Linked DNA regions of Homo sapiens: region 1 is linked to region 2. The links are chromatin loops, found by intact Hi-C in ENCODE. Cell type or tissue: heart right ventricle. All regions are shown on one strand.

Region 1 (4,000 bases), 150 kb after region 2:
GAGGGCAGGATGGGGGGTCAGGTCAAAACCTGGCTCACCACTTACCAGCTCTGTGACTTGGACAGTTTTCTTAAAGTTTCCTCATCTGTGGAGTGGGGCTTCCAGCAGCTCCTACCTACATCAGGACTTGTTGTGATGGTTTGAGTTCATACATAGAAAGAGCTTACATTTCAATAGTGAGAATTCAGTAAATGTCAGCTTCCTGTAATAACAATTATCATCATCTTAGCTACGGTAATTTTCTTGCCATTTGTCTCTTTCTAATTAAAATCAAGTACCTCGATAGCTGGTAAACACATCTCCTGATGTTCTTGCAATTATTCATTTACGAGTCTGTGAGCTCTGTGAACACAGGGTCTGTGTCTCCCACCTTTGTAGCCCCGTAGTGTGGGGCCCAGCATACCGTAGGTGCCCAATAACGTTTATCCAGTCATACGGAATAAAGAATGCATATTTTTCATGCAAAAATGCATATTTGATTGAATCCATCAAGCATGAAGGATATCAGAAGGAACTTAGACAAAAAAGAAGAAACTCCAATGGGTGTCTTTCTGTGACAATAATTTATAGCATCTTTGCTCCCAAGAAAGGAGGTCTTGCTTTCACAAAGGAGCCTCTTCCAGAATTGGATAGTGGTATGTGAGAAGAAAGATTTTCTCTATAGTGAGTCAAATCTGATACCTCCCTGAGATTTGCACACACACAACCCCAATCAAGGGTGCAGACTTTTCACCACGATACACCCAGACCCGTGCGCACCTCTCCCGGAAGCCTCTGTGATGTGTGCTCTGTGACCTTGCTCTCTTACTCTGGCCCGCCTCCCTCTGTCATGTTCATTTTGCCTGAATCTCCTTCCTTACCCATTGTTTAGGGATCATTGGTCCCTTGGATGAAGCCCACAGCTGCAGCAAGGGGTCCCCCCTCCTCCCCTGGAGATAGATGCTGTGTTTACATTCTGGAAGGATCCATGGTTTCCCCTTGTGTTCTTTCAGGGCCCCTAGTCTCTGGCCTCTCCCAGATAAAAGTCAAGACACCCAGTTAAATTTCAGTTTCAGATAAACAATGGATAATGTTTTTAGTATAAGTGTGTCCCATGAAATATTTCTCAAGTATTTTTATTTGCTAAATCTGGTAACCCTAGCTGTAGGAGAGCCATGTTCAAGGCCCCCATGAGGTGTGCCAAGAAGTTCTATGGCTCAGCCACGTTCTGTGCCCTAGAAGCTCAGGTCTCGGATGCTGATGCCATAGACTGAAGTCAGGCTCCGGTCCTCCAGCCAGCTCTCCCCCACTGCCGGGGTAGCCCTCTGTCTTCCCTGGGGAGCCTTCCAACAGCGTTGGGGTGTTCTTGACTTTCCCACCTGCCATGAAAAGGCCTTAATCCTGGAGTCCAGATTCTGATCAACTCTGGGCCCCTAAGTACCTTTTATTGTCCCTCCCAGGGCTCTCCTGCAAATAGGCCCTTGGAGGCCTGGCCTGACGTTTAGGTCCTGAGACAGGTGTGCAGATCAGACCCCTCATGGCAACACCAGGCTTCTGGCTCCAGTCCTTGGAGTCCGTCTGCGTCCCAGCAGCTCCCCCTGGTGGCCAGAAGCAAACGCTTCATGTCTTGCATCTAGAGCCAAAGCATCTCCTACCCCTGGATTCCCATTCCGGAATAGTTTTCAGACCAAGGCTCCTCCGCAAATATGAGTGATGTGTCAGATGAGTGATGAGGGACAGGCCAGGGGCACACACGTCGCATCCACTTCTTGGGGCTCTTGTGGTCGTTCACTCCTCAGCTACTGAGGAGTCTCAGCGCCATAAACCTGGGACAATGGCCCCCTCTCGTTCCTCACAAATTTCACCCTTACTTCCACCACAAAGTGGGTTCATTAGAGGCAGGAACAGAACCAGGAATCTCGAACACCTGGCTCCTCCCCTTAGTTCCCGCCCTCGGAGTCAGCAAGCAGGGGGAGTGTGAGGGGCCTGGGACAGCTCTGACTCTGGCTGACACACCTGCCTCTGGGCAAGGGTGGTGCATATCTGAGGCGGACAGGCACACATGGAGAAGTCAGAGTCCACGCCCTCTGCTCCATCCCAGTAGCCACCGTCTCAACTCAGCCCCTCGTCACTTCACACTTTGGCAGTGGTTTCTGTCCACTCAGCTGGTTCAGTTGGCTCTATCACATCTCCCGGCCTCTAGGGTTGGCTCAGGCCCACCCTCCGTCCTCTCATAGGGCTGGCCATCCAACCATATCACTCCTCTCACGGCTTTTAAGGATAAAGTTTGAAGCCTTAAGGACTACGTCACAGGTCCTCTAGGCCCTGCTTACCTCAGCTTCTGCCTAGAAGTTTATGCCCCAGAAACAGTGAAACCTCCATGTTTACCCTCACACAACCTGTGTGTCTCAACACCATACTTTTGCTCATACTGGCCCTGCTCAAAGCTTTTCTGCTCTCTCATCTCCTATCTTCTGAGTTAAGACACAAGCCAGGTGCAGTTGCTCATGCTTGTAATTCCAGCACTTTGAAAGGCCAAGGCGGGAGAATTGCTTGAGGCCAGGAGTTCGAGAGCAGCCTGGGCAACATAACAAGACCCTGTCTTTACAAAAATTTTTTTTGATGAGCTGGGTGTGGTGGTGCATCCCCGTAGTCTCAGCTACTGGGGTAAGTAAGGCAGGAAGATCACTTGAGCCCAGGAGTCTGAGGCTGCAGTGAGCTATGATTGCACCACTGCATTCTAGCCTGGGCGACAGAGCAAGACCCTGCCTCAAAAATTTAAAATAAAATAAAATAAATAAAATAAAATAAAATAAAATAAAATAAAATAAAATAAAATAAAATAAATAAAATAAAATATAAAATAAAATATAAAATAAAATAAAATAAAATAAAATAAAATAAAATAAAATAAAGACACAGATAGCCCAGTGGTCATCTCCCCCACGAAGGCTTGCTGGATCTGCTAGTCTCTGCCTGGCGGCTTCCTTGCACTCCTGCAGCGCCTGTGTTCTGTAACAGTGCGTGCCTCTGACCCCTCAATCCTTGCATTTGCCACATTGAATTATAACAACCCATGGCTGTGTCCTCTCCCTTTCCAGGCAGTGGGGCCCCAAGGCAGGGATGGTGACATGTTTACTTTGTGTTTTCAGCACCTAGAAGAGAGCTTAGCACAAACAGGTATTCAATAAATGCTTAGTGCTTTGATTTCATCATTAATTGATTGATCAGTTCATTGTGAGAAGGAAGTAACATCCTTTATAAGCAGAATTTGTAGCACCTTCTTGATTCCATTGATTCTCCTCCCCACCCTTCTCTAACCTCTTTCTTGATGCCCTGGGCTGGCTGGATGACAAATTCCCATGCACCTTGCCATTTATATTCCTGTTTGATCTTGCCGGTTCTCTGTCCTGCGACTGCGACTGTTTCGAATGCAGAGAATCCACCCAGTCTGTGTTCATTCAGCTCCCATTAACCTCTATGTGCTTTGCCCTCTCAGGCCCTGGGATGGAGAGGCTCACCAGACAAGGCCCTTGCTCTCAGAAGTCCCCAGCCTAGAGCAGGCAGTCCGACAAATAAACAGGCAAATAGTTAAGTCCTGTGATTGCAGGACAGGGGGACGGTAGATAAACAGGCCAGCTCTCCACACAGACCACCTGGGTTCAAATCCTAGCTCCACTGCTTTCACACTGTGTAGCCTTGGGCAGGGCCCTTATCTGTGTCTGTTTCCCCATGGGTGAAAGAGAGGTCATAGGATTTACCTCTTGGGTTATGTGGGGATTCAATGAATTAATTCATGCAAAGAGCTTAGCAAGAGTGCCTAGTCCATAGTAAATATTCAATACGTATTAGTCGTTATGTGACTTAGCTCAGTATGCTATGGGAGCACACAGGAGACTAGACAGATTCACAGCAGTCATAAAGGACAAAGGATCAAGAGACATCCGGAGGCCATCATTTTAATTGGAGCCTAGGAACAGGCAATTTACATGAAAAGCAAATGCAATGTCCCAGGGTGCTT
Region 2 (4,000 bases):
TCACATCCACTGCACTGTCTTGGCCAAATGAAGCCACAAAGTCCAGCTCAGAGTCAAGGTGCAAGGGCGCTTGCAAAGAATGTGGACAACAGAAGCATGAGAAATGGAATACAAATGTATCATAAATGTTTATTAACTAAATAAATGTACATTTAACATGTGCCAATAACTACCGTAAGCTTTTTCCATATTAACACGTTTAATCCTGACAGCTTACCCGCTGAAGGAGTTACTGTTTTATCCCCATTTCACAGATAAGGAAACAGAAGCACAGAAAGGTTATGTAACTCAGGGGTCCCCAACCCCTGAGCTATGGGCTTGTACTGGTCCATGGCCTGTTAGGAACTGGGCCGCATAGCAGGAAGTGAGTGGCAGGCAAGCAAGCGAAGCTTCATCTGTATTTATAGTCGTTTCCCGTTGCTCGCATTACCGCCTAAGCGGCAGCATTAGATTCTCAGAGTGGCACGAACCGTATTGTGAACTATGCATGTGACAGACCTAAGTCGTGCGCTCCTTATGAGAATCTAATGCCTGGTGATCTGTCACTGTCTCCCATCACCCCCAGATGGTACCATCAAGTTGCAGGAAAACAAACTCTGGGCTCCCACTGATTCTACACGATGATGAGTTGTATAATTATTTCATTATATATTATAATGTAATAATAATAGAAATAAAATATGCAATAAATGTAATGCACTTGAATTATCCCAAAACCATCCCCCTACCCCCAGGTCCATGGAAGAATTATCTTTCATGAAACCAGTCCCTGGTACCAAAAAGATCAGGGACCGCTGATGTAACTTGCTCAAGGTCACACAGCTAGGAGGTGACAGAACCTGGATTTGAACTTGAACAGTTTGGTTCTAGTGACGGTGCATGTGGCCACTTCAGTAGTCTTTCTTTTCTTTTTTTTTTTTCTTTTTGAGACAGAGTTTCGCTCATTGCCCAGGCTGGAGTGCAGTGGTGTGATCTCAGTTCACTGCAGCCTCCACCTCTTGGGTTCAAGTGATTCTCCTGCCTCAGCCTCCCAAGTAGCTGGGACTGCAGGCACCCGCCACCACGCCCAGCTAATTTTTGCATTTTTTAAGTAGAGACAGGGTTTCACTGTGTTGGTCAGGCTGGTCTCGAACTCCTGACCTCAGTTGATCCCCCCGCCTTGGCCTACCAAAGTGCTAGGATTACAGGCGTAAGCCACCGTGCTCGGCCCTACAGTAGTCTTTCTTTCCCTTGATAATCCTGGGCAAACCTGAACATTGTTCACAGCTGCCTGTGTTAGCCTGGAATAATGGTCTGACAAGCTCATCTTTGATGGTAATGGTTGTTTTTAATCCAAGGGTGTGGAACTTTGAGATATGGCACCCACGGCTCATTTAAATACAAACTGCTTCAAAGGCTATCCCAAATTTTATTGCCTGGCAGCAGAGCTGGCTTGCCGAAAGATAGACTCCGAAGTTTTATTAACTGTCACCATGGCAATTTCGAAGACATTGGTTATGCCGAAAGATTTCCTGACACTTCTTATTTATAATGGTGCTGGCGGGTCCCAGGCAGGCTGATCTATGGCTTTTAATCAACTAATGGATGGGGTCTCTGGGTACAGATTCACAGTGTTCAATCTTGTTAGAGCAGAAAAAAATGCTGCGAGCTCAGAGCTGTCCCAATTCCCAACACAGGGACAGAGTCCTTCTGGGCAGACAGCAATAACATGGCTCTCCTCAGCTTGATAAAAAGCAGCACTGTCACCCAGGGCCCTGGAGGCATGGCCTCAGCTGCCTGTTGCATGCCAAGGCTTATGTCCTGTTCTTCCATCTGTACCTTCCCACTTGGCAGAACGGGCAAAGAGAGCCAGTGTGGCGCAAATGTTCACGCTGCAGGAGGCAATCAGGACATTACAGTAAGAATGGAGACTTTGGCAACAGAAAGAAATGGGTTCAAGTCCCTGCTCTGTCCCTTACTAGCCGTGTGACCTCGGGTAGCTTGCTTGACCTTTGACCTTGCTGAGCCTCAGTTTCTTCCTTTGTAAAATAGGAATAATAACATTGTGAAGATTTAAATTAAATCTTAAATGGGTGATTCATTTAACTTTGCACAAAGTTGGGTGTGAGTACCCAGTAAATGTTCACCTCTGCTATCTTTGTTCTTTCTCCTCATCCTCATCATCATTGCTGAGACTATGTCAAGCCCTGTCTAATGTCCCCCTTTTTCCCAGCCCAGTGCAAAGGGAAATAGTGTGTACTGAGTGCCTACTGTGTGCTAGGTATCTTAAATGGCCTTTGTTATTTCATCGTCCCCACTCCCAGGGGAATAAAGCAGTTTTATTGTGATTTGACAGGTGAACAGAATGGGGTCAGAAGTTAAGTGACTTGCATAAGGTCACTCAGTAAGCAAAGGCAGACCTGGGATTGGAGCCCAGTCAGGACCAATGCCAAGGTCCATGCCTCTGGGTAGTTGCCAAGAGGACTGGAGCCAGAACAGCAGCCCCATCGATCCTTGTTACATGGGACAAGACAGAATCTAGGGGGATAGGCCTCCTTTGGAAAGTCTTCAAGGTGGAGACTTGGCATGGTGGGGCCAATGGGGACCACCAAGGACCCTAGAGTATTACACCTGGAAGGCAGATCCACCCCTCACATTACTGATGGGAAAATGAGATCCAGAATGGCCAAGTGTCTTGCTGGGAGATACACATACAGGTAGGGGAGAGCCAGGACTTGAACCCTAGAAGCCTGGGGAGTACCTGTGGGCAGGAAGGCCTCATAGGGCAAGGGAAATCCAACAGGCTGAGTTCCTCTAGATACCCTGTCCCCAGCTCTCCTCACCACCAGCTTACCTGCTACTTCCCACAGATGAGGCCATGAAACACTGAACCTTCCTGTGTCAGGGACTCTGGGGAATGAGGCCCTTCTCCTTTATTCATCTGCCACCCCCTGCAGGCCCCCTCTATGCCAGGCATGGGAATAGGTGTTGGGAGCTTGGCGGATGCCTTGAAACTCTAAGGCCTTTGAGAACAGGGGGGCCTGCCTCCTTCACCTACTCCCCTGCAGAACTTTGCAGTGTTCTGTATTAGTCTATTCTCAAGCTGCAAATAATAAAAAACAATCCAATAATAATAGCTGACATAGACATGTAGGGTTGGCAGTGTATCCGGCACCTCAGACTCATCTCAGTTGATCCCTGCCCCCCACAACCCTATGGAGTAGGCACTGTTATTATGCCCATTTTACAGATGAGGAAACTGAGGCCCAGAGACATTACATAATTTGCTCAAAGCCACATGCTAGTCAGTGAGGGATCAGAATCCATCCCAGAAAATCTGAATTCAGAGCCTTCTCACATTGCCGCACTGAACCCCATGGTAAATTCATTCATTTGTGATTGATTGATTGATTCAACAAGTATTTACTGAGTGCCAGCTACTATGGTAGACACTAGGGATCCAACAGTGAGCAAAACAGACAAAACTCCCTGCTCTTGCGGACCTTACCATCTACAGAGACAGGCCATAAACAAAATTCAAACCTATAGGAGGTTAGATGGAAAAAAATGAAGCAGGGAGTGCTGCAGACACAGTTTTAAGAAGGCTGATCAGAGATGGCCTTGAAGGGGAGGTGATTTTGAGGAGAGCCCTGATGCAAGTAAGGAAGTGCCTAGTGCCCTTCTGGGGGAAGAATATTACGGGCAGAGGGAGCAGCAGATGCAACAGCCCAGCGGGGTGCAGGCAAAGAGGCCAGTTATCAGACCCTAGCTCCTCAGCCATTTATTAAGTGACCTGCATTGTGGCTGCGTTTCTTCTGAGTGAAGCCAGGGCTTGCCTGGTGGCACACACAGCCATGCACAGGCCCTCTGTGGGGCAGCCCTGTGTGCTGTGGGTGGCAGGGGCCGTGGCCCGGCCCTCCAGAGTGCCCCCTACAGCCCGACTGAGCATGGCCCTCCCGCCCTGCAGACAGAACCCCTGGCATTCATCTCTCAGTGACTCTAAAGCAGCCAGGGGGGCAGG

The links. A loop is a pair of places that touch in the nucleus more often than their neighbours do. Peaks named below come from ENCODE experiments on the same cell type or tissue, not always from the same donor. Only the 100,000 strongest peaks of a DNase experiment are listed, where the experiment ranks them.
Region 1: it touches region 2 in a loop (2.1-fold over the local background); 16 of 110 quality-filtered maps call a loop at or near these places.

The regions. Positions count from the first base shown.
Region 1 is chr12:107,606,120-107,610,119 of GRCh38, forward strand. All of the region lies in intron 4 of ABTB3 (ankyrin repeat and BTB domain containing 3), which reads left to right. Among named protein-coding and RNA genes, the nearest start is that of PWP1, 78 kb to the right of the region's middle. RefSeq lists an enhancer at 3,660-4,000. In heart right ventricle, CTCF peaks have their summits at 1,577 (motif pointing left) and 1,788; a DNase peak (open chromatin) is centred at 1,572; H3K27me3 peaks cover 328 bases.
Region 2 is chr12:107,455,953-107,459,952 of GRCh38, forward strand. The region is part of intron 1 of ABTB3 (ankyrin repeat and BTB domain containing 3); the gene reads left to right. Among named protein-coding and RNA genes, the nearest start is that of ABTB3, 140 kb to the left of the region's middle. In heart right ventricle, no CTCF peak of the experiment used is centred here; a DNase peak (open chromatin) is centred at 2,469.